Regions from separate parts of the Mus musculus genome. Here region 2 is linked to region 1. Evidence: chromatin loops called from intact Hi-C (ENCODE). Cell type or tissue: heart. All regions are shown on one strand. Each heading gives the region's core, and the rest is flanking DNA. Links, peaks and the distances in the headings are about the cores only.

Region 1 (4,404 bases), core at 217-4,216:
GGGACAGCCAGAACTACACAGAGAAACCCAGGGGAATAGATCAAGAAAGATAAATGTAGGTCTAGGCAAGAGAGTCCTCATGATGGCTCCAAGGGAAGATATGGAAAGAGTGGTGTAAAAGGATCAAAGGCCTCAGTGCCCAGGCATCCAAAGGGCTGAAGAAAGTGTTAGCTCCCATCAATCAGACTGGAAACCCTTATGATTCAAGGTCATCGGCCAGACCACACAGAATGATCTCGTCTCTACAGTACTTAATAACTGACCCTATTTTGAACAATGCCGTCATCTTACCTGACAAATCTTAAAAGCAATACCCAACAAGATGAAATAGTTTCTCACTGGCTCACCTGTGTGCTAAAATAAAGCTCTTTACTTACAGGACATTTTTCAAACAAGGTAGAATTCTCATAATACTACCAGTGATAGCCAGGAGAGATCGTCCATACTAGGCATCTTAGTTAGGGTTATTATTGCTGTGATGAAACACCATAACCAAAAGAAAGTCAGAAAAGAGTTTATCTGGCTTACAATTTCACATCATAGTCCATTACTGAAGGAAGTCAGGACAGGAACTCAAACAGGAAAGGGACCTGGAGTCAGGAGCTGATGTAGAGGCTATGAAGGAGTGTTGCTTACTAGCTTGCTTAGCCTACTTTCCTATAGAACCCAGGACCACCAGGCCAGGGATGGCACCACCACCAACAGTCTGGACCCTCCCCATCGATCACCAATTAAGAAAATGCCCTACAGGCTTGTATACAGCCCAATCTTATGGAGGCATGTTCTCAATTGAGGTTCTCTCCTCTCAGATGACTTTAGCTTATGTCAAATTGACATCAAACTAGCCAGCACACTAGGATACTAAGAAACCACCACAGATAGAATAGATGTTAGAATTATCAAACAATCACATTAAAACAATTATCCTAACTGTATTCTATATGATCATATAGGCAAGAATCTCAATATGAAGGATAAAGACTAGTTAGGATTAGTAGCAGACTAGGTACTAGTTATAACTACTCAATAAGAAGACACAACATTAGAAAGCCTCCAAAGGAAAAATGAGGAGAGAAAAGGGGAGGCATTAGCAGAGTATCATTACATTATGGGACTTCAAACGGTCTGCTATGCACATAGCTGAAGTCCTTAAAAAAGAGGAAAGGTAAAAAGGCCCAAAACATACAAGACATGGAGATGTGTAACTCAGTGATAGAGTGTTCATATAATATGCATGAGGTCCTAGATTTAGTCTCCAGTACTGTGAGGGCAAGACAGTAGGCCAAATGTTACCAAATGTGATACAAACTATAAACACATAAAGGCAAGAAGTCTAATGAACTTCAAGAACAAGGAAAATTAGAAAAATAAATCAAAGTTAAATTGTTCAAAACCAGTGCTAAGGGGAGAAATGGGACAAAGTACATCTTACATACAGAGGAACAACATCAGGGTCACCACCAAGGCAAGGGAGGAAACGGTGGAACATTGTAAAACAGAAAAAGGAAAAGCAAGAACTCAACCCAGCCCTTTAAAAAACAAAACAAAACAAAACAAAACAAACAAACAAAACACTGCACAGCTCTTTCTGCTGCTATGATAAACACCATGCCCAAGCAACATGGCAGAGGGAAGGGTTTGTTTTGTCCTACACTTCCAGGTCACAGTCCTGTCCAGGGACATAAGGACAGGAACCTGCAGCAGAAACCACGGAGGAACCATGGCTTGCAGTTTTGATCCCTGGCTGAAGCAGCAGGGTTTCTAAGAGATGGAAGCCAGCCTGGTTTGTATAGCAAGTTCCAAGCCAGCCAAAACTTTGTCAATTGACCTCACTAGGACACTCTCTAGACAACTGTCAGGCTAGTTTTATTTAATGAAAAAATGACTTTCCCCTTGGGTTGCCAAATAATAACTTGTGCATTGTGTGCTAGTTGAAGATAATACTGGCTTTAAAAGTGTTGCCGCTGGGGCTGGTGAGATGGCTCAGTGGGTAAGAGCACCCGACTGCTCTTCCAAAGGTCCGGAGTTCAAATCCCAGCAACCACATGGTGGCTAACAACCATCTTTAACAAGATCTGACGCCCTCTTCTGGAGTGTCTGAAGACAGCTACAGTGTACTTACATATAATAAATAAATAAATCTTTAAAAAAAAAAAAAAAAAAAAGTGTTGCCGCTGTCTTTCCATGTAAAAGAAAATGTTACATATACATAGTACAGATAAGGTTTTTTTGTTTTGTTTCTTTTTTTTTTTTTTTAAACTCAAGCCTCTTAAAATTCTAAGGAACTATTTTCTTTCCTATTTTATTGGCCACTCCACTAAAATGCACCAAACAAGCAGAGTGCACAGGACATTGGGCTATTTGGGAAAGGCTTGTCTGATCACAGGTCGTTGGGAAAACTGGTCATTGTGTATCACAGGAATTACCTCCTTCTGTTGTGCTGGCCAGAATCCAAGGGCTTACTGCAGACCAGCCAATCTCATTCCGACAGGACACAGCGATGCTGTAATTAGCCAGGGCTTGCAGCTGCTGGATCTCATACAGATGTGGCGAAGCAGAGGTATTAAAAACCATGACTGAGCCATTACTCAGCCGGTCAGCTTCCTTGACCTGAATGAAGAGTAGATGCAAAGAAGTATTAGTAAGACACAGAGGTGGTGGGGGGAGTCAGACTTGGGCACGCAGATGTTGGCCGCACGTAGCCCTTCCTCTGTGCTGGAGGAGGGACCTGCTTCCATTCAGGACACACACATAATTCCCCATCAGCATTACTCGGGTTACTCATGTTGCTCAGGCAACAACTGACGCCTTCAGGAAAATGTCTATACTGTGGAGTTTCACTGCAGTAGGCAACAGACAAATAGTTACTGTGATAATGATATTATTACTATATTAATAATTATCACTCACACATACTCTTCTCCCAGATCCACTTCAGTTCTTAATCCATTCTTCTGTTTCATAGTATCTGGCCCTTTAAATAGTTTCCAGATTGCGTTTAAGAAGGTGGATTTTTTGGCTTTTGCTGTTTTATGGTAACACGGAAAGCAGGCACCAAATATCATTCAAGCATATTTTCAGTACTTTATCATAAGGGGTGCCATGCTTGTATTTTTACTACAATCTGTTTCACTTCACACTTCTGACACAGCACCAAGAGCTTTGCTGAGATTTAACTGTTCCTATGCAGTTTATCATGAGTTTAAAAGTTCACAACTTGGGGTTAGAAACATGGCTCAGAGTGAAGAGCACTGGCTGCTCTTTCAGAGGGCCTAGGTTGGATTCACAGCATCTCCATGCTTGTGAGCTAGTAGATGTGGGGGCTGGGACATGAATTTAGGCCTTCTGTAAGAACAGAAAGCATTCTTAATCACTGAGAAATCTCAGCAGTTCCCCTTTAAAGTTTTTTTATTAGCATGTTAATTATCCATAATAATGGGTTTCATTATAACATTTTCATACATGTATATAAGTGTGCTTTCATTATATTCGATCCTATTACATCCTCTTGTTCCCTCTCATCTTCCTCATCTGGGTTTCCCTTGTACTGTTATGGTATATATATGTATATATAATTTATTTTTATTTTTATTTTATGTGTATGAATGTCTTGCCATGCATGTATGTGCAACAACATGCCTGGTGTTGGCGGATGTCAGAAAAAGGCACCAGATCCCTTGGAACTGGAGTTTCAGGCAGTTCTGAGCCTGTGGGTGTTGGGCCCTCAACCCAGGTCATGGCAAAAGTAAACAATGCTCCTAACACCTGAGCCATTCTCCAGCACCATCATGGCCTTGTGTGTGTGTGTGAGTGTGTGTGTGTGTGTGTGTGTGTGTGTGTGAGAGAGAGAGCAATCATTAGGATTGTCTATAGGAACATAGGTGAGGAGTTATTTACAGAACCATGGGTACCCTCCCAGAGGCTATGCTATAGAAAAACAAGTCTCTTCCTTCCCCAGCAACCATCAACTACCTAGGAATCCTCAAGGAGTGAGCTTCCATTAGTTGCTCCTTGACGACGATTGTCACCTGCCTAGCCACTCTCAGGGAGGAGTAACGCCATATGAACATCTCCCTACTCCATGACAGGATGTAGATGGGCCCAGTCTTGTGCAGGTCTTGTGCGCATGACCGCAGCTGCAGAGTGTGAAAGTGTGACAGCTAAAGCACATTTTAACTCCCAGCATTGTGCCTTGCTCCTGCTAGAACCATCTGTCATTCAGGGCTGACAGAATAAATACGCATATAGGGACTTTTTACAATGCCTTACGGGCTGAGGTCCAGCTAGTCCGACCATGGATGTCTACCAATGCAAAGTCCAAGAGTCCAGTAGTTGCTCAGTCTATGAGGCTGGAGGTCTCATCTGGTCTTCAGTTGAAAGAATCCCAAAGAAATAGCCTTCAGT
Region 2 (4,404 bases), core at 332-4,331, 53 kb before region 1:
CAGGTGCTGAGATTAAAGTTGTGCACCAACATTCCCATATTGCCTCATAATTGGCTCTCATGGGATAGCACGCATGTGCCACTGTGCCCAGCTAGTGTGACATGTTTGAATAGCTTCCCACTCCAGTTTCAGGTTACAGATATGCATGTTTGACTTGAAATGCTTTCTACTTATGATGGCTGTATCAAAACATAACCTCATCAAGAGTCAAGGAGCAGAGGTTCTTACTCTGTTCAGCCTTGGAGCATGGCTGTCCCTGGGAGGGCAGGTTAAGTCCCACGAGCAGGGCAGAATAGCTTTTCCAAAGTTTGAAGTAAGGAAAGAAATACAGAGCATGACAGCTGCAAGTCAGCTCAGACATACAGGATGGAAAGGCCAGGAAGACCTCCACAAGGACCCCTGAAGAGACTCACACTGCAACTCTTGCAGATGAACTCACATGGTGTTTGGGATTTGTTTGGGAGTGGGCAAGGATAAAATAAGATGAGCTATAAATTAACTTTTAAGTTTATTATTGTTGTTGTTATTTTATTTTTAGGGATATAGGTGTTTCTCTTGCAGCCATGTCTGCACTGTGTGCACAGAGGCCAGAGAAGGGCATCAGACTCCTTGGAACTGGAGTTACAGCTGCCATGAGCCTCCATGTGGGTACTAGGAACGGAACCTGGGACCTCGAGAAGAGCAGCCAGTGTTTCTAAACACTCAACTGTGTCTCTCCAAGCCTGAATTGATGGTTTCCTTTCCTTTGTTAAAGCCTGGAGATGGATATATGAGCAGTCACGCAACTCTTCTGCCTATTTATATACGTTTAGCTCTTCAATAGTAATAAGGTTGCATTGGAGATTTTTGCTGGATGTAATAATAGGATCTAAGTTTACACTCCTACATAAAACAATTAAATGTATGAAACCATAGGTTTTAAGATACTGGACGTTGGGTGATAAAAGACAGTTTTTCCAAAGGAGTAGGAAGTAGTGGAATACACACACCACACCACACATACACACACACCATATATAACACACAACACAGACACACACCACACCACACCACACCACACCACACACACACCATATATAACACACAACACACACAAAGACACTACACACACCACATATAACGTACAACACAGACACACACCACACACATGCATCACATCACATACACACAATGGGGAGGGAGAGTAGGCAGTGGGTTGGGAGTGGAGATTAAGCCCTCTGGTTCCTCCTATGATTTGTAGGCTGTGAAACAGTAAGGAAGAATCCAGACAGAAGAGGCAGGCTCTGAGAAGACTGAGCTGGGAGTTCAGTGTGACCGAAGACCCTGGAATATGCAGGAGGAGACAAGGGAAAGAGAGAGTGGTACAGAGAAAGACTTTCTGAAATCCACAGGAGCCTCCTTGAATCTTTAGCAGAGACACTGAATACTGCTTATGGAGAAATTACCACTGTCCTTGTCCTTCAGAATTCTGATCGGGCCAAACAAACAAACCAAACCAATCAAACAAACAACCGAACAAAAGAACAATGGATGTTCATTTTCCCTGATATTTGCATATAACCAACACACCTCGTCCTGAACAGTTTTGCCTATCTTACACTTTAAAAAGGTTACATTTATCTGTTACTTAGGTTTTTTGTGAAAGGAGTGTGCACACGTGGAGAGGCAGCATTCAGGGGTCGGTTCCCTCCTCCTACCCTGTGGATCACTGGGACTAAGCTCAGGTAGTGAGGTTTGGCAGTCAGGGCCTTTACCCTCTGACCCATCAGGCCTGCCTTAGAGGTCTTTAACCTCTAGTGTGTTGTAAATACTATGTAAATAGTTGTTGAGAGGAAAGAACTAAGGGGTGTGGCTCTGTAGAGTGCCTGTCCTGCATACTTACTTTGTTTCCTCTTGAAGCTGAAGGAAATTTCTATCATAATATCTATATCTAGTTTTGTGAGATTTTTTTTTTTTTTTGGAAATGAGGGTTGGTTTTACAATTTTTCCACGTCTAATGAGACAATCACATGATTTTTTTCTTTATGTTATAACATGATTTAATTAACTTTTATAGACTAATTGAGATTAAAGTCCATACTTTTTTTAAAAGATGTATTTATTTTATATATGTGAGTACACTGCCACTGTCTTCAGACTCACCAGAAGAGAGCATCGGATTCCATTATAGATGGTTGTGAGCCACCATGTGGTTGCTGGGAATTAAACTCAGGGCCTCTGGAAGAGCAGTCAGTGCTCTTTACCGCTGAGCCATCTCTCCAGCCCCCAAGTCCATACCTTTTTATTTTGGTACAATACATACAGGATAAAGATACCATTTTAGCTGTTTTCAAGGACCTATTCAATAACATGGACAGCATTCACGATTTTGTGCAGCCACTGCCACGGTTCAGCTGCAGATTCTTCTCTTCTTTGCCAGATGAAATTCTGCATCCATTTAACACTGACACTATATTTCTCCAGCCCAGTCACCATTTTCTCATCTGCCTCTCTGAGTCTGACTACTCTAGGAACCTCGAGTCCATGGGGTTATACAATATTTATCCTTTGTGGGAAGGGTGGCTTCTTTACTCTGCACAGCATCTTCATGGTTCACCCATAATATAACAAGTGTCAAAATTTCCTTCCTTTTAAAGAGTGAATCATGCTTTGTAGTACCAATATATCTCATGTTATTTATCCATGCATCTGGTTTTTGTTCTGTTTGGTTTTGTTTTTTTGAGATAGACTTTCTTCCTGTAGCCCTGGCTGTTCTGGAACTCACTCTGTAGACCAGGCTGGCCTTGAACTCACAGAGATCCACCAGCCTCTGCCTCCCAAGTGCTAGGATTAAAGGCATGTGCCACCACCTCCCGTATCCATGCATCTATTGATAGACACACATACACACACACACACACACACACACATTTTTCTTCTTTTTACTTTTGGCTTTTGTGAATGCCAATGCTATGGACATTTGTGTACATGTTTTTATTTCATTGCTTTTATTTTAAACTTTATTTTTTTTATTTTTTTATTTTTTTGGTTTTTCAAGACAGGGTTTCTCTGTGTAGCCCTGGCTGTCCTGGAACTCACTTTGTAGACCAGGCTGGCCTCGAAGTCAGAAATCCGCCTGCCTCTGCCTCCCAAGTGCTGGTTAAACTTTATTTTTAAAAAATTACACACAAACACACATCATATACCAAAATGAACTGCTCAAAGACTATACAACTCAATGAACCTCTGTGAAGTTAAAATAGCCATTCAGAATGGAAGCTGTTTATTTTTTGAAATAGAGTCTTACTGTGTAGCCCAGGCTAGCCTGCAGTTCATGAACCTTCCACTTCTGTGTCCAGAAGTGCTGAGATTCCTGGACCCAGCTCCTAACACTGTTTGTGCCTGACTTTTAGGTTATCTGGGTTTAAGTGTTTGCTCGAGCTGGTATTCACTTTTGTTTCTCTAATGACTGATGATGCTGGACCTCTTTTGCTTATTGGCTGTTTGCACAGATTGAGAGAAATTTGAATTCAAGTTCTTTGCTCTGTGTAAAGCTGAGTTATTTGTACTCTTATTGTAGAGTTGTAAGAGTTCTTTATATATTCAGGATCCATATCCTTTTTCATTTAGCCTGACAATCTGTGGATTTATTTTGTTGGGTTCTTTATTCGTTTTGCTTTTTTTGGTTTTGTTTTGAGACAGGGTCTCATAATCGAGACTGACTGCAGATTCAGTAAGTAGCTGAGGCTGGTCTCGAACTTTCGATCTTCTTGCTTCCACTTCTGGTGCTGGAACAGTAGGCATATACCACCAACCTGGTTTATTTGGTTCTGGGGATTGAACCCAGGGCTTTGTACATGCTAGACAGTAACTCTGCCAACTGAGCCACATTCCCAATCCAGTTTCTATGTTTTGAGGAGAATATTTTAATCTGGTCACAATTAGTGAACTACCCATCATTTGAAGAAAGAAAGAAAGAAAGAAAGAAAGAAAGAAAGAAAGAAAGAAAGAAAGAAAGAGAGAGAGAGAGGGAGGGAGGGAGGGAGGGAGGGAGGGAGGGAGGGAGGGAGGGAGGGAGGGGAAAGAAAGAAAGAAAGAAAGAAAGAAAGAAAGAAAGAAAGAAAGAAAGAAAGAAAGAAAGAGAGGAAGGAAGGAAGGAAGGAAGACAGACAGAGGAAAACACAGAGCTAGCTTGAAGACTTTCTGGATTTGGAAAATGCATTCAGTATGCCACAAACAGATCCATCAGCAAACTGTGGAACTCACATCAAGTCAAGGATTTAAGTACATCACCCTAGCAAGCACCGTCTCAGGGCTGAGCTAGGCTGCACCAGCGACACCTTGTAGGATGCCAGGCCTAAAAGTAAAGGCGATTGTAAGTTTTGGTTTAAGACATCAGTCCCACACTGCAGGAAAAATATACCA

What was found. Peaks named below come from ENCODE experiments on the same cell type or tissue, not always from the same donor. Only the 100,000 strongest peaks of a DNase experiment are listed, where the experiment ranks them.
Region 2: a loop joins it to region 1, with 2.8 times the contacts of the local background. A loop is called at or near these places in 4 of 42 quality-filtered maps.

What each region holds. Positions count from the first base shown.
Region 1 is chr2:128,757,249-128,761,652 of GRCm38, reverse strand. It overlaps Mertk (MER proto-oncogene tyrosine kinase), which reads right to left. Exons shown (of 19, transcript NM_008587.2): 7 at 2,427-2,610. Among named protein-coding and RNA genes, the nearest start is that of Tmem87b, 59 kb to the left of the region's middle. In heart, for the core only: no CTCF peak of the experiment used is centred there; a DNase peak (open chromatin) is centred at 2,512.
Region 2 is chr2:128,810,342-128,814,745 of GRCm38, reverse strand. No RefSeq gene overlaps it. Among named protein-coding and RNA genes, the nearest start is that of Tmem87b, 5.8 kb to the left of the region's middle. In heart, for the core only: no CTCF peak of the experiment used is centred there; no DNase peak of the experiment used is centred there.